2 separate regions of the Homo sapiens genome follow, and region 1 is linked to region 2. A link is a loop called in an ENCODE intact Hi-C map of the cell type or tissue named here. Cell type or tissue: heart left ventricle. All regions are shown on one strand. Links, peaks and the distances in the headings refer to the core of each region. The heading gives the core; the rest is flanking DNA.

The links. Hi-C counts contacts between places; a loop is a spot of excess contacts. Peaks named below come from ENCODE experiments on the same cell type or tissue, not always from the same donor. Only the 100,000 strongest peaks of a DNase experiment are listed, where the experiment ranks them.
Region 1: it touches region 2 in a loop (2.3-fold over the local background); 5 of 110 quality-filtered maps call a loop at or near these places.

What each region holds. Positions count from the first base shown.
Region 1 is chr1:229,426,189-229,437,457 of GRCh38, forward strand. It overlaps ACTA1 (actin alpha 1, skeletal muscle), which reads right to left and starts at 7,906. Exons shown (of 7, transcript NM_001100.4): 1 at 7,816-7,906; 2 at 6,799-6,939; 3 at 6,368-6,692; 4 at 6,082-6,243; 5 at 5,806-5,997; 6 at 5,533-5,714; 7 at 5,057-5,454. The coding sequence starts at 6,927. The coding sequence ends at 5,311. RefSeq lists silencers at 4,574-4,868, 7,614-7,908 and enhancers at 4,908-5,527, 5,528-6,149. In heart left ventricle, for the core only: no CTCF peak of the experiment used is centred there; DNase peaks (open chromatin) are centred at 4,753, 6,175, 8,043 and 8,646; H3K4me3 peaks cover 4,771 bases; H3K27ac peaks cover 4,416 bases; H3K27me3 peaks cover 6,749 bases.
Region 2 is chr1:229,365,790-229,377,058 of GRCh38, forward strand. No RefSeq gene overlaps it. Among named protein-coding and RNA genes, the nearest start is that of CCSAP, 28 kb to the left of the region's middle. RefSeq lists a silencer at 3,879-4,079. In heart left ventricle, for the core only: a CTCF peak has its summit at 5,009; a DNase peak (open chromatin) is centred at 5,062; H3K27ac peaks cover 571 bases.

The DNA of each region.
Region 1 (11,269 bases), core at 1,215-9,214, 60 kb after region 2:
ATAAACTCCTGTTGTTTGAAGCCACTCATTTTGTGGTACTTTGTTACAGCAGCCAGAAGAACAGAACACAGGCACCAGGCACCGTGTAGGGAATTGGAGAAAATGGGGTGGTAAAGGCAATCCTGATTCTATTCACACCCATGAGAACCACCAATGTCATCTTTCCACCCTTCAAAATTTCCCTTTCCCTCACTCACCATCCCCAGAAATGGTTTAATATCAGGATAAGCCATTAAGAAATTGACAAGGAAGGCAGGGCCAGTCAAGTGCTTGGGGATCCTTCACCCAGTGACAGGCCCACCAGCTTCCTACGTGATATGGATGGCCCTGGGGGAGCCGCCCATGTTCCTGTCTCCCATGAGCTACCCTGCAGTTGCTTCTGCCACCTCACACCCCTTTTGGAAGTCGCAGCCCATGGCCTTCCCTAACAGTGCTCTGGCTGGGAGTGACAAGGATGCAGGTGGACATGGGACCCCCGTGTTCCCAGCATGCCACCTGTCTAACCAAGAAAGCAGGCTTCCTCAGCTTCTTTTTGAGAGCCACAGTGAAGCTCAAAAGCTTGTGGTAGCTCCTCAAAAGCCCTAGGACATAGCGACAGTGGTAAAACGAATACTTTCCAGAGGACATAGCAGGGCAGAAAGGAAATGGAAGGGACAGAAAGGGAGACAAAGAGGAGAGGCAGGCAGGCAGGCTGACCCCATGGGCAGAGCCCATTTCCCTGCAGTCCTTCTAGCTGAGGCACTGCTGGGTGAGGCCATGCCACTTTCTATGTCCCTGGAGCTGGGGAGAGAAGCAGGCCTTCTTGAGCACAATAAGGGATGTGTTTCCTCCATAAGAACGAGGATCTGGAACTCATCCCATCTTGTCAGAAAGCAATACTGTGCAGTGGAGCAGCCTCACAGTCACAACTAACTGCACAGAGTGAGAAACAGCCCAGCACCCACAGAATCCAAACAGTTCACAGTCAGGTGGTGCCCCCACCTCCTCTCCGCCAGCAGCCCCCAGTGTGCTCTGTGGCAAAAAGAGACTCAAGAAGAGCCTAGTATCACAGCCCATGCCTGTAATCCCAGCTACTAGACCAGCCTGGGAAACCTAGTGAAACCCTGTCTTAAAAAAAGGATGGGGGGCGGGGCAGGGGGCAAGCACAGTGGCTCGCACCTGCAATCTCTGCTTTTGAAGGCTGAAGCAGGAGGATCGCTTGAGCCCAGGAGATCAAGGCTGCAGTGAGCTATGACTGGACCACTGCACTCTAGCCTGGGTGAGACAGTGAGACCCTGTCTCTAAAATATAAAAAATAAAAATACATTTTAACAAAAAGAGCCAAGGCATGAGAGGCTAGTCGTGATAAGGATCATGGCAGCAGAATCCTAGGGATGGGACATATCTTGGCCTTTTCTGTACCCTTTGCACATAGAAGCTGAGCAATATGGCCAGGCATGGTGGCTCACGCCTGCAGTCCCAACACTTTGGGAGGCCAAGGTAGGAGGATCAGTTGAGCCCAGGAGTTCAAGATTGTCCTGGGCAACAGAGCAAGACCCCATCTCTACGTAAAATAAAAAAAAATTAGCCAGTGTGGTGGTACATGCTTGTAGTCCTAGCTACTTGGGAGGCTGAGGCAGGAGCATCATTTGAGCCCAGGAGCTTAAGGCTACAGTGAGCTATGATCACATTACTGCACTCCAGCCTGGGCAACAGAGCTAGACTCTGTCTCTAGAAAAATAAAACAAAAAACCAAGAAGCTGGGCAATACAATAGTTCACTAACCCTTTGTACGTTCTGCCACATCTGAGGTGAATGCAATAGACCATGGGACAGATGCAGCAGGAAGGACCTTGATATCCCCAAATTCTAACCTCCAAAGGTTTAAATGAGAGAGCCCAGGGTGTGCCCGAGTCCTGAGACCTTTCATTCTTTTTTCTCAATCCTAGTCCCACGCTTTAATCTGGACACACTGTCTCTTTCCATTTTCTTCTTTCCCCTGTCGTTCTCCTCCTGTACAATAGTAATATAGATTTAGTAGGGAAAAATTTTAGTGGCAACTTAATGAGCTTTTATGAGAAGGAAATAAGTCCAGTTAGAGCCTTGATGAGTCCTGTTTCCACATCTAAGGAAACACGGTAAGCAATAGGTGGGGGGAATCCCTGTGGCCTTCACTTCTCTCACAGCTCTAAATGGATTCTCTGAGAGGGCTTTTCGGTGGGAAGTCTGCTATGGCATATCCCCTCTGCAAGGCCCAGCACAGTGTTGCCACGCAGGGTCTTGGTTCTTGTTACCACAAACACCTGTGTAGCTGCTGAAAATAGTTACTTCTGTCCTCATGTAGTACAAATATTTGTATATGTTCTAGATTGTTTTTAAAGATTCATTCCTGACCACACCACACCACAGAAAAAATCCTCTTTCAGGCCTAATATTGGTAACACAATTTACAAAATACCTGTAGCCACAACCCAATATGAGAGCAGAAAAGATATGGAATACTAATAAAATGCAAGATGCTTGTTTCCTTTTAGAGAAGTGTCAGAAAAGAAATGGCATTTTTGGCCAGGCGTGGTGGCTCATGCCTGTAATCCCAGCACTTTGGGAGGCCGAGGCAGGCAGATCACTTGAGGTCAGGAGTTCAAGACCAGCCTGGCCAACATGGTGAAACCCTGTCTCTACTAAAAATACAAAAATTAGCCAGGTGCGGTGCACACCTGTAATCCCAGCTACCGGGGAGGCTGAGGCAGGAGAATTGTTTGAGCCCAGGAGGCAGAAGTTGCAGTGAGCCGAGATTGAGCCACTGCACTCTAGTCTGGGTGACAATGCGAGACTCCATCTCAAAATAAATAAATAATAAATGATTTTTTTAGATTTCGTGCATTTCCAGTGAAAACATGTAATTTATAATTTTTGCACTTATTTTTGGTAAAACAGTAATGTCAATGATGGGTTTTAAAAATTGGCACTTGACAAAACACTATCACAGTGTATTGAAAACTTCTGTCAGTTCTAAACTATTATGAGTCATTTACAGATTATGATCATAGGAGAAATAGACCTTACATATCTTACTTAAATCCCAATTGATTTAGGGTTCTGGTTCAAAAATCGTTAGCATGACAGTCAGCTAACACATGTAATAGTGATATTTTACCAGGCTGCTGGCTACATGAATGAATTTATTTATTTATTTTTGAAACAGGGTCTCACTGCACCCAGGCTGGATTGCAGTGGCATAATCTTGGCTCACTGCAAGCTCTGCCTCTTGGGGCTCAAGTGATTCTCCCACTTCCGCGTTCCGAGTAGCTGGGACTACAGGTGCACACCACCATGACTAGCTAATTTTTGTATTTTTAGTAGAGGCAGGGTTTCACCACGCTGGACAGGCTGGTCTCGAACTCCTGGCCTCAAGTGATCCGCCCACCTCGGCCTCCCAAAGTGCTGAGATTACAGGTGTGAGCCACTGCATCTGGCCACGAATGAATTATTTAAGCTATGTGTGTGTAGGTTATGTTTGCTCAGATATGCCTTTGCATATTCAATATTACCAATATGTTAGAGTATTATTATATCAGATATGTATATATGTGGTTAGTATTATCAACAAAAGCTGTATACCTCTGAAAGACTAGTATTTAGCCCATTTTTAACCTTCATCCACCCTGAGTGGGACAATACAAGGTTTTCAATGAACATGGTATTATATACTTCTTTTATTAAAATCTTAAATTTTAGCAATATTGTCAACTCTCTTGATATCTGGATTTGACAGTACCATGCCTTTTGAGGCCTCAAAGATTTCTGAAGTTTTTCAATAAGCCAGAAGATGAGGGATTAAACATATGACTACGTGGCATGTAACATAGCTATTTTGTCAATTGCAGCTATAAACTTATTTACAAACGAGTTTATTACTTTGAGTCTGAATCCATTATATTTAGGGGCCACTGCTCTTGAGAAACTTGACTAGGAAACATTAAGCTCCCTTTAAGGAATAGGTATTGCACTCTCCCACAGAAGTTCAAACTGTTGATAAATTTGATGCCTTTAAAACTTGTTTTGGGGGTGAGGGTGTTCCTCCTCCCCTTGCTTACCTCCCCGTCTTCCAGCGTGAGCCTCAGCTTCCCACCCCTCCGACGCTTCTTTGCTGCCCTTCTTTCTGGAGCTCTCACTTGGCCCTCCCTTGCCTCCTTCCCAGGTCCTGCACGAGGGGGTGTTTCTTTCTACCAGCAGCACCTGGTGTGAAGCAAAGGACTTCCCCATTGGAGAGAGGCAGTGACGGTCTTCACTTGCAAATTAAAACTCATTTATTAAGCCTGGACATAGTGGCACAGACCTGTAATCCCAGAACTTTGAGGGGCTGAGGCAGAAGCATTGCTTGTGGCCAGGAGTTCGAGACCAGCCTGGGCAGCATAACAAGACCCTGAGACCCTGTCTCTACAATAAAAATAAAAAACTGGCTGGACGCGGTGGCACATGCGAAAATATTAGCAACTGGGGAGGCTGAGGTGGGAGGACCCCTTGAGCTCAATTAGAGGATACAGTTGGGCTCTGATCACACCACTGCTCTCCACCGTGGGCGACAGGGCGAGACCCTGTCTCTATTAAAAAACAAAAACAAAAACAAAAACAAAATGACTTGTTACATGCAGAACACAACCCCCTCTCAGATCTGGAGATTCAGTAGGGGAACACCATAGGCGGAGCTGAGACGCCCTCTGAGAAACAGCTCTCCAGCCCCAGCACCATGGTCAGCGCCCGCTGCCTGAGGGGACCCAGGGCCACCAGCGGAGGCCGCCCCGGCAGTGCTGGCAACACTCGGGAGCGCTGCGCAGAGGAAGAAAGCTGCCTCGCCACACCCCAGAGGGTCAAGTCAGGCCACCACTAGCTGCCAGTGATCTGGAATGGATCTGATCCACTGCAGAAACCGGCAGGGGAGCATGGGAAGATGTAAGTTTTGTCTTCCAAGGAGCCCATTCATTTGGGGTATCGTGAAAAGTGACTTAAGAGGATGTGGGGGATGGGAATCCCTCTTCCTGCTCCACTCCCGCCCCAAGCAAATAAACACGACCACTTTACGCAGCTTAACAGAATGACTTTAATGCTTCTTCAAGTTTTCCATTTTCTTCCACAGGGCTTTGTTTCGAAAAATAACAAAATGAGGTAATAAGTTAATGTATGTACACGTTATAAACACTGTGTCAGTTTACGATGGCAGCAACGGAAGTTGTTACAAAGAAAGTGACTGCGGGGTGGCTGGAGCTCAGCCGCCCCCCCATTGAGAAGATTCGTCGTCCTGAGAAGTCGCGTGCTGGAGGTGGAGTGTGTCTAGAAGCATTTGCGGTGGACGATGGAAGGGCCGGCCTCGTCGTACTCCTGCTTGGTGATCCACATCTGCTGGAAGGTGGACAGCGAGGCCAGGATGGAGCCGCCGATCCACACCGAGTATTTGCGCTCCGGCGGGGCGATGATCTGCAAGACAGCGCGTGAGGTGGGGAGACCTCACCCTGGAGCCCACCCCGCCGACAGCCCGCGCAGGCCACCACCCACCTTGATCTTCATGGTGCTGGGTGCCAGCGCGGTGATCTCTTTCTGCATGCGGTCAGCGATCCCAGGGTACATCGTGGTGCCCCCCGACATGACGTTGTTGGCATACAGGTCCTTCCTGATGTCGATGTCACACTTCATGATGCTGTTGTAGGTGGTCTCGTGAATGCCCGCCGACTCCATACCTGGGGACCGCGGCGGGGAGCGTGAGCAGAAGCTCGGGGCGCCGGGGGCCGGCGGGGCCTGGGGGCCGGGGCGAGGGCGAGCGGGGCTCACCGATGAAGGAGGGCTGGAAGAGCGTCTCCGGGCAGCGGAAGCGCTCGTTGCCGATGGTGATGACCTGCCCGTCTGGCAGCTCGTAGCTCTTTTCCAGGGAGGAGGAGGAGGCGGCCGTCGCCATCTCGTTCTCGAAGTCCAGGGCCACGTAGCACAGCTTCTCCTTGATGTCGCGCACGATCTCGCGCTCAGCTGCGGAGGGCAGAAGCAGGAGAGGAGCCCTCACTCAGGGGCCGCCGCCGGCCCTCCCGCCCGGGGTGCAGGGGCGCCGCGCACCTGTGGTCACGAAGGAGTAGCCACGCTCAGTGAGGATCTTCATCAGGTAGTCGGTGAGATCGCGGCCCGCCAGGTCCAGGCGCATGATGGCGTGCGGCAGCGCGTAGCCCTCATAAATGGGCACGTTGTGGGTGACGCCGTCGCCGGAGTCCAGCACGATGCCTGTGCGCGCGCGGGAGAGAGTGAGTGGCTGGGGGCGAGGCCGAGGCTAGGCTCTCAGCGCTAGCGGCGGGGGCGGGGGCGGGGGCGGGGGCGGGAGAGGGGACTGGGGGCAGCGGGCACTCACCGGTGGTCCTGCCGGAGGCGTAGAGGGACAGCACGGCCTGGATGGCCACGTACATGGCGGGCACGTTGAAGGTCTCAAACATGATCTGGGTCATCTTCTCGCGGTTGGCCTTGGGATTGAGGGGGGCCTCGGTGAGCAGGGTGGGGTGCTCCTCGGGAGCCACGCGAAGCTCGTTGTAGAAGGTGTGGTGCCAGATCTTCTCCATGTCATCCCAGTTGGTGATGATGCCGTGCTCGATAGGGTACTTCAGGGTCAGGATACCTCTCTTGCTCTGAGCCTCGTCGCCCACGTAGGAATCTTTCTGACCCATACCGACCATGACGCCCTGCAGAGCCGAGACACCACGCACCCGTTAACGCCGCTCCGGGTGGCACCAGGCTGGCTTACGCGGGGACCCCGAGCCGGCTCCCTCTGCGGAGGGGCAGCCTGACCTGGTGTCGGGGGCGGCCCACGATGGACGGGAACACGGCCCTAGGGGCGTCATCCCCGGCGAAGCCGGCTTTCACCAGGCCGGAGCCATTGTCGCACACGAGGGCGGTGGTCTCGTCTTCGTCGCACATTGTGTCTAGTTTCTGCAAGGACAGGGAGACCGCGAAGAGGCGCGGTGCATCAGCGCAGAAGTCTCAGCGGCAGGGGGGGGTAAGCCTGGCTGGCCCCGACGTCCTCCCTCCCCAGGAACCTAGGGACATCTCCTGCCGGAGCCACTCAAATTCTGCCAGGGCGGCGACCAGGGGTTCTCTTCTCGACCTTTGCCCCGGCTAAGGGCTGCCCTGAACCAGGAAAAGGGGCACAGGGTCGCGAGACCCCACTGAGAAGTCCTCTGTCCACATAGCCAGGGGAACATGTTCCCCAAGACCTGTCTGCCCTCCCTGCCTGACACCTGTTCCAGGAGCTGGACGCTAGTGCCCATCCTCTCTGCGCCTCCCTGACCACATCTGTCACCTAGGGAGATAAGGCCTCAGCACTGCCTGCTTGCTGGGCCAGCGTGAGGGTGGAAGGAGATGCCCATGGGAAAGGCGTTGGCACCCCATCCAGGGAAGAGTGGCCTGTTAGGAACCCTGTGACATTTCAAACTCAGAAAGGGCCTTTTCGCCTGTTGGAAACCCAGAATGGGTGGTCCTGGCTGCTCGCTCATTCGCTCTAGCGCTAGTTTGGAAGGGAACTGCCTTGGCGACAACTAAAGCAAAACCGTTTATCTCCCTAGGCACATCCTACATGCCAGGTAAAGGAGCCCAAAGGGGCTAGAGAAAAATTTGGAGAAGTCTAATTTCCAGAGGCTGACTGTCTTGCCTCCTTTTTAAAGCGCGTGTGGCTCCGGAGACGAGGCACAGCGCTCAGGGCGCAGGCCTGGGGCTGACCAGGTGAACCGACTGGGTTCTGCCCCGGAGTCCTTCAGGTTCCCCTCGGTAGTGCCCTGTCCCCCTGTCCCCTCCCAACTCCTGCCCTACCTGGGCGGGTAGCTACAACTGCTACTCTCGGCTCGGGCCCTGGTCGCCGCGGAGGGGAAGCGAGGCTTCACTTGGCGCTGTCCGCTGCGGTGGCCGCTTGTCCCTCTGCTCAGGTTTTATATAGCCCGCGGGCATTCCCTCCGCGCCACCCCGCAGGAATGTCGCTGCCCTTCTCGAGCCATATTTGGGTGTTGGGCACTAGAGCCCCCTCCCTCGGCCGGTTCGCGGCCTGGGCCCCCGCCCGGGTCCCCTGCGTTGACCAAAGAAGGAGCGGGTTGGCCCGGTCCCAGGTAACGCGGGCCGGGCCGTATATGGAGTGTCTCCCTAGCGGGTTTGCCCCTCCTGACCCGACCCAGTTGCCCGCCGGAGGGGATGGGGTGGGGCGAGGGTCACCGCGTTCGCCGGTGGGTGCATGTGTGCGCCTGCGCTCCGGGAACCGCACCTGTCCCAAAGGCCTCCCCAACCATGTCCACTCTGAGCGCCCTGGGCGCTCGGGAAGGTGCCTGACTGCTGACTTCCAATATTTCAACTCCTCTTCGGGTTCTTTGCTCAGATCCCCAAACTCCCACTTGCGACTACCGGGAAGAGGGAGTCGTGTGGAGTGGTGGGCTTGGGAGGATTGGAGAAGCAGTCACTCCTGAGTCTCAGGAAGGGAAGGAAGGCGAACTCCCTCTCCTTTACGCCCCTGGAACTCCATTTCTCTCTTCCCACCCCCGAGCTCCCTGAATCCAAAAAGCTGAGCCACGTCGACCCCTTCCCCCACCGCACAGAGGGCCACCGGCGGCCGGAGGGCGCGCAGCTGTCGCAGGATAGACAACTGGCGGGGGGAGGCGAGGGCGGAGCGCCGGGGAGGAGGCGCGGGGGCTCCCGGGGATAGGCCTGTCAGGCGCAAAGCCTGAGCACACGGAGCTGTCCGCCTCAGGGACGCGCAGCGCCCTTGGGTCTCCTAAAGGGATTGAAGGGGTGAGGGTTCCCCTCCTGTAGGACGCACTGGCCCCAGGTTTTGGTGGGCTGAGGCCCTCCCCCAGCCTCTTTGGTGGCACTATGTGTGTCCCTCTCCTGGGGCTGAAAGACAAGGGTCACAACCCAGGACTGGCTAGACCTGGAGTGGAGGTGGAGATGGGTGAGGGGCTCTTCCTAGATGAGGCTTAGCTGGTCCTTCCTCCCAATAAATTGGAGGGGGTGGGGGGACAAGGACGCGGCACTCTAGGATGGGTGGCAGTTTTTCCTTCTGCAAAGGCTGAACAAACTCATCTTTATATTTAGAGGATGATGCCTGCCAAGGCCGGGCTGCCTCCCAGTCCACCTTGTAGTCATCATTTACCAGAGCCTGCTGCAGGTTCTATTTATATCACTGATATATGGGGCTATGCCTTTCAGATTTTCTAGAAGGATTTGGAGCTACTTATGGTAAAGTAGAGTGGGGGTCAGCAGAGGTTACCCAGTTGGTGCCTGTCCCTCTCTCTCTCTCTCTCTCTCTCTCTCTCTCTCTCTCTCTCTCTCTCTCTCCTTTTTCCCTAAGACAAGGACAGTTCTAACCTTGTGGAGGGCACAGGAGGAGCAGTCTTCTGTGATGAACTCAGGGACATGCTTTAAGGGGGTACATCAGTGATGTGGTGTGGGCCAGAACAGAATCACTCATTTTTCGGATGTGCTTAAGTGCTCCTAAAATAGTTGCAATTCACTTTTGGTAGTGGAACCCAGCAACTGGGACAGGTGTGGATTCTCTAAAAGGGGGATGGAAGCATATGCGACCCTCCTCTGTAGCCCACATCATGGCAGTTCATCCCAAAAATAAACAAGTATTAACAAAAATGTTCTAGTGAATAAAATGCTACCTTCCTAAAAATGATCAATTAAAAAATAAGGAGTTTGACTAGTATAGGGACTATGCGGTGAGGATAAAGTCTCCTATGGTTCCATATTTAGTTCTTCCAAGTATTTTGGAGAGTAAGTGAATAATTGACAGAACTGTATTTCCTTTTTAACATCCTGTGTCCTCCTGTGTCAGCGAGTAGTGGAGATACTAGAAAAAAACCACTTAGCAAATGAGCTGCATGTAACGTAAGGGGACTAGCTTACATTTGGGCCTTGAAGGTAGGAAATTTGCTGCCGTTCACTGGATACCTCAATATTTGTGCGCATTCCAAAGGAGAATGGGATTGTCACTATTTTTCAAAACTCTTGCTCAGTTCAACTCTTACCTTTCCTTACAGAAAGCTTTTCTAAGCTCAGTCTGTTACATTCAAACCCACACTAAAAGCTGACCATGATTAAAAACACTCACAAGCGAACAGAGACCTGCTAGTACAGCAAACTGTGGGAGATGGCCCCTGAGGTGGCCAGCCAGGCATCTGTTCCCTGCCCACATGATTTGCGGCTGGTTTAAATAGTCCCTGACAGGTCACCACAGGCCACCCTCAGTCCCATTCTGGTCTTGTTGCATTCTCATTGGCTTAGAGAATAGACTGAATGGTGGGTGGCAGAGCCACGTCTCCATACATGTATGTTTTGGGGGAGCGCAGCGGCGCCCTGCTCCGCCTTTTGAGAACTGTCACTAAGTAAAGGTCAGCCATGTAGGGTATGCTTGACAGGGAGTTCCTGCTTCTAAGTTTTCAGGTGCAGCCTCAGCTCTTCATACCCTGACCGGGCCCTTCTGCTACCACTACCCCGGTGTGTTCACACTTCCCTTCTCTCCAATTGTGCCCCTCAACACTCCACACACCCGTACCCCAATCTTGCTCAGTTCCAGTCTTCCTACTGTGTTTCCTATCAATTTAAACAGGAATTGGTAAAACACTTTATAATATGCTTTCGTGTTTCAATTAACCGTTTAACTATCCTAAGGTAAATAAGATAGGTATTACTCATTCCAGTTTTTTTTCTTTTTTAAAGAAAACTGAGGCTTAATGAGCTAAAACACACCCCAGGTTCCACAGCAGCCAGTGGAGGAGACGGGCTTGGGCTGTCCTTCCTTCTACTGCCAGTGGCCAGGGAGGGCAAGGACTGCTGCTTCTCTCTAATCCTCACCAACACTGGGTACAGTTCGAAACAGAACAGGCCCTTGAGGGATCTTTCCCAGTAATGAGCCAAAGACATCCTGACATGAAAAGCCGTAGCTTCCCCAGAAACTCAGCTTTGAGGGGCTGGCTGGGCACTCCAAGTTAGAGATATTCCAGGAACAGGGTAGACAAAGACCAACTCATTCTCACAAGCTACTTAAAAACGTCGGGTCGGCCAGGCGCGGTGGCCCATGCCTGTAATCCCAGCACTTTGGGAAGCCGAGGCTGGTGGATCACTTGAGGTCAGGAGTTCAAGACCAGCCTGGCCAACATGGTGAAACCCCGTCTCTACTAAAAACACAAAAATTAGCCAGGCGTGGTGGTGCACACCTATAATCCCAGCTACTCGGGAGGCTGAGACAGGAGAATCACTTGAACCTGGGAGGCAGAGG
Region 2 (11,269 bases), core at 1,825-9,824:
TCCCCCTTTTCTCTCTTCCTCCTTCTCTGGCCATGTAAGACTTTCCTTGCTTCCCCTTCACCTTCCATCATGATTGTAAGTTTCCAGAGGCATTCCCAGCCATGCTACCTGTACAGCCTGGGAACTATGAGTCAATTACACCCTCTTTCTCTATAAATTACCCAGTCTTGAGCAGTTCTTTACAGCAATGCAATAAGGGACTAATACATACTTTTTTAATTTCAATAGCTTTTGGGATACCAGTGGTTTTTGGTTACATGGATGAAATGTATAGCAGTGAAGTCTGAGATTTTGGTGCACCCATCATCCAAATAGTGTACATTGTACCCAATATGTAGTTTTTTATCCCTCACTCCCCTCCCACTCTCCCCGTTCTGAGTCTCCAAAGTCTATTATACCACCCTGCATGCTTTTGTGTACCCATAGCTCAGCTCCCCTCCCACTTTTAAGTAAGAACATATGGTATTTGATTTTCCATTCCGAAGTTACCTCACTTAGAACAGTGGCCTTCAGTTCCATCCAAGTTGCTGCAAAAGACATTGTTTCATTCTTTTTTATGGCTGACTAGTATTCCATGGTGTATATATACACCATATTTTCTTTATCCACACATCAGCTGATGAGTATTTAGGTTGGTTACATGTTTTTGCAATGGTACAGCTAATTACAGGACTAATTAATGAGCATAACCAGGCTTTGACAGTTAGACATCATTATGTAGTGGCATGCTATGAAAACAGAAAACCTTTCATATGTATACATTTGTAGTTAGACCAGGAACATGAAAAGGTATAGCAATGGTCTTCAATTTATTGGGGTCTCTTTGAAAAAGTCTTGGTATTGTCAGGCACACAGTGGGTCATACCTGTCATCCAGCAGTTTGGGATGCCAAGGTGGGAGAATCACTTGAGGCCAGGAGTTTGAGATCAGCCTGGGCAACATAGTGAGACCCTCATCTCCACACAAAAAAATAAAATAGTTAGCCAGGCACGGCAGTGCACACCTGTAGTCCCAACTATTCAGGAGGCTGAGGAGGATGGCTTGAGCCCAGGAATTTGAGGCCACAGTGAGCTATGATCACACCACTGCACTCCAGGCTGGATGAGAGTGAGACTCTGTCTCAAAAGAAGAAAAATTCTTGCTATTTAATAACTTTTTTCTTTTTTATGTTTAAAGTTTTGAAAATGCAGAGGAAGAATTATTTCAACACCTTTAGCGTTGAGTAAGAATTTCTCTTCTTTTCTTTATGAGACAGGGTCTCCCTTTTCACCCAGGTTGGAGTACAGTGGCACAATCACAGCTCACTGCAGCCTCAGGCTCCCTGGGTTCAGCTGATTCTCTCACCTGAGCCTCCAGAGTAGCTGGGACCATGATGCACACCACCACACCTGGCTAATTTTTGTATTTTTTTTGTAGAGACAGAGTTTCACCATGTTGCCCAGGCTGGTTTCAAACTGCTAGGCTCAAGCAATTCACCTGACTTGGCCTCTCAAAGTATTGGGATTATAGGCATGAGCCACGGCCTGGCAGGAATTTCCTTTCTCAACAAATGCAGTTTTTTAATAAATGGTGTCTGGATTAACGAGGCTTTTTTTTTTTGTTTTCAAGACATAGTTTCACACTTGTTGCCCAGGCTGCAGTGCAATGGCATGATCTTGGCTCACTGCAACCTCCGCCTCCCGGGTTCAAGCAACTCTCCTGCATCAGCCTCTCAAGTAGCTGGGATTACAGGTATGCGTCACCAACTGTGGCTAATTTTTGTATTTTTGGTAGAGATAGGGTTTCACCATGTTGGTCAGGCTGGTCTCGAACCCCTGACCACAGGTAATCCACCCGCCTCGGCCTCCCAAAATGCTGGGATTACAGGCGTGAGCCACTGTGCCCTGACAAATGAGGCTTTTGTAGGGGTTGAGATTCAGGAATTTAGAGGAATTTTAGAAATCTTCTCTTAGCCGGCCGGACATGGTGGCTCACGCCTGTAATCCCAGCACTTTGGGAGGCCAAGGTGGGCGGATCACCTGAGGTCGGGAGTTCGAGACCAGCCTGACCAACATGGAGAGACCCCGTCTCTACTAAAAACACAAAATTAGCCAGGCGTGGTGGCACATGCCTGTAATCCCAGCTACTAGGGAGGCTGAGGCAGGAGAATTGCTTGAACCTGGGAGGCGGAGGTTGCAGTAAGCCGAGATAATGCCATTGCGCTCCAGCCTGGACAACAAGAGCGAAACTCTGTCTAAAAAAAGAAATCTTCTCTTAGCCAAACTGAAAGTGACAGGTGATCATTGGTTTACCCCATATTAGTGTACTTGACACTTGACAAGTTGTCTTAGTCAGTTTGCGTTGTTATAAAGAAAGACCTGAGACTGGGTAATTTATAAAGAAAAGAGGTTTATTTTATTTGGCTCACAGTTCTGCTTGCTGTACAATAAGCATGGTGCCAGGATCTGCTTCTGGGGAGGGCTTCAGGCTGCTGCTATTCGTGGTGAGAGGTAAAGGGAAACAGTGGTCATAAGGTGAGAGAAGGGGAGCAAGAGATAGAGAAGGGAGGTGCCAGGCTCTTTTTAACAATTTGCTCTCAGGGAAACTCTCGTGGGAACTGGTAGAAGGAAAGTTCACTCATTACTGTGAGGAGAGATGCACCAACATGATCATGAATACCTCCCACCAGGCCCCACCTCCAACACTGGGATTAAATTTCAACCTGAGCCTTGGCAAGGCCACACAAACCATATTCAAACCATAGCACAAGTAGCCCTCTCTAGTTTCGGAAATAGAGAGTAAAGTTTTCTTGGTTTACTTAAGTGTCACCTCACCCACTGATGGGGTTTCATCTTGTGGAATTCAGAACAGCATTGCTCAATCTGCTTCCTTTGATAGCCTCAGAGCCTTTCAGCTGTTGGAGACAGCCATATCCTATCAGTAAGTCATTCAATCCTAACATGAGAAGGGTCCTAACAGACCATCAAGTCAAACCCTTTGCATTAGCGATGAGGAAATGGAACCTCAGAAACCAAATCCATGCCCCTGAGCCCTGGCCAAGCTCACTCCTCACCTCCCCAGCCTCATCTTTGCTTCTTTACAAATGGCTTCTCCTTGGTGGGAATATGGGCATTTTCTTCTATACCGCTTCTTTATTTTTTCCTGATTTTTATAATATGCATTTTGTTGGTTTTCTTAAAGTAAAAAACTAAAAACATACATATGTTTTAAACATTAAAAAGTTTCTGGCTTGGCGTGGTAGCTCATGCCTGTAATCTCAGCACTCCAAGAGGCCAAGGCAGGAGGATCACTTGAGCCCAGGAGTTTGAGACCAGCCTGGGCAACACGGCAAAACCTCATCTCTACCAAAAATATTTTAAAAGTTTACTAGGCATGGTGGTGCACCCCTGTAGTCCCAACTACTCAGGAGGCTGAGGTGTAAGGATCCCTTGAGCCCAGGAGGTCAAGGCTGCAGTGAGACGTGATGGCACCACTGCACTCCAGCCTGGGTGACAGAGTGAAAACCTGTCTCAAAAAAAAAAAAGTTTCTTTAATTTTGACTCCCCAGTTCTTTTTCACGTGAATTGCCACGATGTTTCCCCCATGGTTAAAAATCTGAATCCAAACTTGACATTTCTCTGGGCTGGCTTTTGACTTATTGGTCTGAGCCCATCATTCCAGGCCTGTCAAGCTTCTAAATTGAATTGGGTCATTGACATACTAGCTTTCCCTATAAGTTTTTTATTATTTACAGATTTGGCAGCAAGATTAATATTTCTGAACATTGACATTCAAGAATAGACTAACTACTTCATTCTCCAGGATAATACTGGTCCAGTTTTTTTTTCTTGTATTATATAATTATATATATATAATTATACTTGCCCCCATGCAAATTTAGTGAGAAATAAAAATACAGCAAATCTTCAAAAAGGAATGTGGAAATGACATATGGGGTAGACATATTTAAATCTTGAGAACTCTAGGATTCTAACCACATTGCAGTATTTTTGAAAGTCCCAAGGTGGTTTTCTCCTTTTAAATTTACATTGTGAATAGATGTTCTGTGGTTGGAAGGGAATGTAGTGATTAAAATTTAACCTACCCCAAACTAAAATCTCTTATGCAACCACATCAAGAGATCCTTAAATATGACCCATGTTCTTGCCTTCAAGGGTTTTCTCCTCTCTTATTTTATTTTTTATTTTTAAAATTGATATATCATAGATGTATATATTTTGGGGATACATGTAATATTTTGATACATGTGTACAATGTGTAATGAGCAAATCAGAGTAATTGGGACAGTGCAGGTTATTTACTGTAGTTGTTCTTTTACCTATCCAATTGTGCTACCACCCAGACCATAGTTCTTTATTTTATACATGGGATTTTATGTCAAATGCTGTATAAAATGTTAAAATATGCTTTCTATGGGATTATTCCGAGGTATGAACCAAGTACCACCCTCTAAACAAGGAACAGTGTGAGTTTGGCATGACCTGCTCTTCTGAACTAGCACAGATTCCTGGCAATCTCTGTATTTCTTCCTAATGTTCATAAATCATATGCTCAGCAATCAACCCCAGGAGTTTTCAGGAAGCTATGTCAAGCAACCCGACAGTTTCTTATGATCTACTCTATTTTCCTTTTCAAAAAAATAAAGAGATGCCTACACGATTCTAATCTTTTTGGTACTTCTACCATTCCCTGTGATGCATTAAAAATCATTAAAAAAAAAGTTTCAAATTATATCCAGGAGCACGGAGCACCATCGGAAAGCCCAGTTCTAGATCATCTGGGCTTGGAGTCTGCAGCTTGGTTAAAATATCTCACTCTGCCCTGCACTCTGCTGTTACCTCAGAGGACAGCTCAGGATGCTGGGGCTGTGGGAAACTCCGGTCTCCATCGTAACTCATGAAAACTTCTCTGGGGGTATGAATTGACACAGAATATTGAGTGCCAGTGAGTTCTCCACGCCCGGTGCAAGTTACAGCTGCAGACATTTTCAAACCAACCAGCTGGGGTCCTCAGGGACTGAACTTCCCCATGGGGCTCCCTCAAGGGCTCAGATGGCATTCCCTGGGCAGCAGGCCAGGGCAGATTAGAGGGTAAATGATACCATGTCCTCCCCCTAAACATCCAGTTCTGGGTGATGCACTTGCCGAGCCCAGCATCATCGTGTGCCGCATTTATAAATAGCTCCCCACTTCTCTGCAGTGGCTTAGGAGCCTTCCTGCACACACACAAAAAAGGGCACTCACTGGATAAGAAAGGAGAGAAATTTTACAGTTCTTTTTCGGCAGGCAGTTTGCATGAAATGAAAGTAGCAAACCAAGCCCTTTACAGAATCAAGGATTTTCAGATTAATTTCCTTTGGGATTCGGATTTGGGGTTTTATGACAACAACGGATTATTCAGCATGTGATGGAAAAATTCCTTAGAGGTTGGGGAACTAAGTTTGAGGGGGAGATGTAAAGAATTGAGATGCAAAATAGAATATTAATATATGACTTAGTTCCTAAAGACACTGATGACCTAATTTGTTTGAGAAGCTGGAAACCCTTTCTAAGCTTTCTTTCTTTTTTCTTTTTCTTTTCTTTTTTTGGATACGGAGTCTCATTCTGTCACCCAGGCTGGAGTGCAGTGGTGCGATCTGGGCTCACTGCAACCTCCACCTCCTGGGTTCAAGCGAGTCTCCTGCCTCAGCCTCCCAAGTAGCCGGAAGTACAGGTATGTGCCACCACACCTGGCTAATTTTTGTATTTTTTTTTTTTTTTAGTAAAGATGGGGTTTTGCCATGTTGGCCAGGCTGGTCTCGAACACCTGACCTCAAGTGATCCACCCACCTTGACCTCCCAAAGTGCTGGGATTACAGGCATGAGCCACTGTGTCTGGCCCCTTTCTAAGCTTTCTGATTTGCCATTACATTCAGCCCAGTCCTCTCACAACACCTCAGTGGAGAACTCAACAGCATCTTCTCACAACTACTGACGGAGGACTAGATCCAGCTTGTCCTGAGAAATAGGAATGGAATCTACTTGGAGAGTGCCCGGCAGAAGTGATTCAGAGAGCAAACATCCTTACCTGGTGGTATTCCACCTAAACCCGGGCAGACGGTGTCCATCCACAGCTTGTAGAACACCAAGGGCTGTGGTTTGAAACACAACACATGTCACCTGACAACCGAAATGAGGGACTGAGGCGTAGGTTTATTCAGCCACTTTAGGGAACATCTGGAAAAACACAAGCCACAGACACATCTGTGGCTGTTTTTCCAAAGAGGCTTTCAGGAAGTTTTGTATTTATACATTTACTTAAAGGAGGGTAGGGGCAGGCGTGTAGGAAGAGGGGCAGACAAGTGGGAATAGTTTTATAGTTAGGTTGGTGCAAAATTACACGTAATGGCAAAAACCACAATTAGTTTGCCCCAACTTAATATATTCTTGTGAGACTTTAGTTAGTGCCTAGTAAATCTACATTTTTACATAAGAGAAAAAAGAGAGTAAAGGAAGAGTCAATTGTGCATGGAAGGTGGAGGAAGGGAAGGTGGAGGAAGGACTCTTGACTTTGTTCTGCACCTGGGAAGTTAAGCATGTAATCCACATTCTCAGTATGGAAGGAACAGACTCATTTTAGGAGCTAGACTTGGCTTGTAGGCCTCAAGTTACAACTGGCATGTCCTCTTTTATGGGAGGCCAGGAAATAACTCCTTTATGAATGATCTGTAGAGGTGGAGCCCTTCTGGTCCTTCACAGATGCCTAAGGCCTTCCCTTTACCTTTCCATGGGGACTGATGCCTAATGTCAGTAACTGCTGTTCATTTGGAAGAGGATGTTGCAATGACTTGGCCTCAGGGCTTAATCTTCACTTTTGCCTAAGTTTGGGAGGTCCTGAGATCTTCTTTTTTCCTTTACACAACCAAATTGCAGAGCTAAGGCATCCAAGATGCTGACCCATCTACTTAGCACTCTGCATGATCAGGAGTGTGAGCTCAGGGCAATGCTGCTCTAAGGATTGATTTTCTCCTGCAGGACACCACCACACTGATGCCCTTATCAATACTTAACTGCTTACCACATCCCAGACGCATTGTATTCCTAGGCCACTGAGCAGTGTTCTCTGCCCAGGGAGCATGCACACCAGAGCTCAGGGCTTGAGGGCCAAGGCTCAGCAGCAAGAGGGTAGCGGAGCCAGGGTTCAGTTTGTGCTGCCCACCTGCAGGTCCACAAGAAGTGAGGGTGCAGCTGGGTCAGAGCAAGGTGGGGAGCCTGATAGAAGCCCCCAGGAAGGATGAGGCCACCCAGGGTTCTGTGATCCCTTGTCCCTCTCCCTGTCTGAGGAGTGCTGTGGGGTGGGGTTGGGGTAAGCCCAGGCTTACAGGAAGAGTAGTAAGTATACTGACACAGTCTGGGCTTCAGGTCCCCACAGAACAGTACAAAACCAAGGAGTCACCTCCCTCTTGGGAGGAAGAGTGTTGATTTCTAAAGAAGAGGCTGGAAATTCTCTCCTGCCTACAGTGGGACAACTGGATAATACACAGCAGAACCTCCTGCCAGAGAGACAGGGATCCACCACCTGGTGTCCACGGGGATCCCAGCTGCATGTGTGAGCCGGCTTGGTCTCTCAGGCTGACCCCGACCCCATCCACTTCCTCCCGCTCTGCCCCAGCTACACTTTAAATCATGATTATCACCTACCTATGTAAGGATCTTGGTTTCCAAACTCACCTCAGGAATCCATGAAAATACCTTCCCTGTGTCTGCCCCTCACCCTCAACTCCAACCCTAAGAGTTGGACTGTGAGCCGGGCGTGGTGGGCATGAGCTGGTAGTTTCAGCTACTCAGGAGGCTGAGCCTGGAGGATTGCCTGAGGTCAGGAGTTCGAGTCTTGCCTGGGCAACACAGCAAGACCCTGACTCTTTTTTGTTTTGTTTTGTTTTTGTTTTTGTAGAGATGGGGTTTCTCCATGTTGCCCAGGCTGATCTCGAACTCTGGAGCTCAAGTGGTCCACCTGCCTTGGCCTCCTAAAGTGCTAGGATTACAGGTGTGAGCCACTGTGTCCAGCCAAGACCCTGACTCAAAAAAATAAAAAAAAAGAAAAAGAGCTGGCCCTGTTTTAATCCAGGCTCAGGAATCTGGGACCTCAGACTTTACCAAGTCCTCTGAACAAACCTGCTGGCCCCCTCTGTGGTCTGCTCCTTAAAACTGCCACACTGTTTGGGAAACTAGGAAAAGTGGTCCTGTTATTCTCCACAGCAGCCCCCAGCTTCAAGCCTTTGGGCCCTGATATCTGAGTGTGAAGAGACACTATGAAAGAAGGCTCTAGAAGAGTGAATAGTGTTTGACTCTCTAAGTGGTCAGGCCAAATCCAGGCCTTCTCTGGCTCTGCGGTCTGCTGCACAGGCCATGCTCAGGTAGACTCAGGAACCTAGCTTGGGACAAGATGTCCTGGGTTCTGCAAGTTTGGGTCTCTGCACTATGGTGTGAGCTTTTCAAAGCCTGGGCCCATGTCTTTTACTCAATTCAACAAATATTTGCAGCAATTATTCACCAATGTAGCTGCACAGTAAAGCTAATTAAGCTTCAGTTTTAGGGACACTCATTTGCACAGGTCCCTATCGAGACTCTGGGAGGAACTTTTCAATGCTTATGGAAAAAGTCAGGTTTTGGTGAAGTTTGCAAAAGTAAGATATCTTCCCTACCACTTTCCCTTAGTTACACTTCCCTCTACATGGGACAGGGGTAGCCACAGGGGATTCAGGATCTAGCTAGAGGGATGTTGGGATGGAGATCCTTTAACTTGGATTTGGCGGGCTGTTTGATGATGAGCAGGAAGTGATAGATACTTCCACACGTAGCCATCTTGGGGACAGCTCCCACGCCTCCTCCTGCCCACTGTGCTGACTCGTTGGGCGCCCGGAGGCCACGGTGCAGCACAGGGGGTGTGCCATGGCCTGAATGTCCCCTACTGAGCCCAGCACTGGGCATGTGAGCAAAGGTGGCACAACAGAGTGGAAATCAATGGTGCCAGAAGCTAGTCTGCAGACAAGCACTTCGGAGACAGGCAAGTGAGCTAATTCACAAAAAGATATGTGATTGTCCTACATCTTAGGATAACATGACTTGCAAGGCTTTTTAAAACCTGCAATTGTTATGATTTTTCACTCCAAATAAATTATTTTGAACCTTTTTTTTTTTTGGTGTTCCTTTTTCTTTTTCTTTTTCTTTTTTTTTTTTTTTTTTTTTTGAGACGGAGTCTTGCTCCTTCGCCCAAGCTGCAGTGCAGTGGCCCAGTCTCTGCTCACTGCAACCTCCACCTCCCAGGTTCAAGCAATTATCCTGCCCCAGCCTCCCAAGTAGCTGGGATTACAGGCACACACCACCATGCCCGGCTAATTTTTGTATTGTTTAGTAGAGACGGGGTTTCATCGTATTGGCCACGCTGGTCTCGAACTCCTGACCTTGTGATCCGCCCACCTCGGCCTCCCAAAGTGCTGGGATTACAGGCATGAGCCACCGCACCCAGTCTCCTTTTCTTAAAGAAATCCTCCAGGCCAGGTGCGGTGGCTTACTCCTGTAATCCCAACACTTTGGGAGGGCCAAGGTGGGCAGATCACCTGAGGTCATGAGTTCAAGACCAACCTGGCCAACATGGTGAAATCCCATCTCCAGAAAAATACAAAAATTGGCCAGGCGTGGTGGCACATGCCTGTAATCCCAGCTACTCAGGAGGCTGAGGCAGGAGAATCGCTTGAACCCAGGAGGCAGAGGTTGCAGTGAGCCGAGATTGTGCCATTGCACTCCAACCTGGGTGACAGAGCAAGACTGCTTATCAAAAAACAAAAAAGAAGAAGAAGCAGCCCTCTAAAATTGTCTGTGCTGTGAGCCTATGGAAGCTGGATATGTCTCTAACTGCATGTTCAATCTGCAGACATTCTTCCAGGCAGTGAGCAAAACAGATAAGACACCTGCCCATGGGTACTACCAATGCCTGCGACAATGCTGGCACTGGGCAGATGCCTCGTGAATGTTGATGTAAAGCCAATGGCACCCTACAAGAGTCAACTTCTCGGGGCGGTCCAGGGCTAGTCCCAACAGCATCCCAGGGTCACTGGGTGTCTTAGTCTGTTTGTGCTGCTGCTGTAAAGGAGTGCCTGATGCTGGGTAGTTTATAAAGAAAAGAGGCTTATTTGGCTCATGGCTCTGCAAGCTGTGCAAGAAGCATGGCGCCAGCATCTGCTTCTGGTGAGGGCTTCAGGGAGCCTCCAATCATGGTGGAAGAGGAAGGAGAGCCAGCTTGTGCAGAGATCACACGTCAAGAGAGAAAGGAAAAGATAGAGAAAGGCCGGGCACGGTGCCTCACGCCTGTAATCTCAGCACTTTGGGAGGCTGAGGCAGATGGATCACTTGAGATCAGGAATTCGAGACCAGCCTGACCAACATGGTGAAACGCTGTCTCTACTAAAAATACAAAAATTGGTTGGGCGTGGTGGCACACCCCTGTAATCCCAGCTACTTGGGAGGAGAATCGCTTGAACCTGGAAGGCGGAGGTTGCAGTAAGCTGAGATTGTGCCACAGCACTCCAGCCTATGTGACAGAGCGAGACTCTGTCTCAAACAAAAAAAAAGGGGAGAGAGAGAGAAAGAGGAGGTGCCAGGCTCTTTCACTGAGAGCGAGGACTTACTCACTACTGTGAGAACGGCAGCAAGCCACTCCAGAGGGATCCGCCCCCATCACCCAAACACCTCCCGCCAGGCCCATCTCAAACACTGGAAATCAAATTTCAACATGAAATTTGGAGGGTCAAATATTCAAACTATAGTACTGGGTCAGGCTTTCAGAACTGCTCCCTAACCTCTTCCAAGAGGTAAAGAGTCCACTCTTGACATCAGCCTCCCCTGCCTCTGCTGCAGGGCAGAAAGATAAAGAGGAGCCTCCCTCCAGGCCTCTGCGGTGAGTGATGAGCTAGTGTCCCACAGCCCAAGCTCCAAAATAGCTCTCATTGGCCCGTCCCATGGCCTAAAATGCTTCCATAAAGATGATTTTCTCGTCTGAACGTTTGTGTCCCCGCAAAATTCATATGATGAAATCAAATCCCCAGTGTGGTGGATTGAGAGCTGGGATTTTTGGGAAGTAGGCTCTGCCCTCATAAATGGGATCAGCGCCCTTATGAAGAAGGCCCGAGGGAGCTTGTCCACCCCTTCTGCTGTGTGGGAACTCAACAAGGAGGTGCCATCTATAAAGCAGAGAAGCGCTCACCAGACACCAAATCTGCTGGTACCTTGAT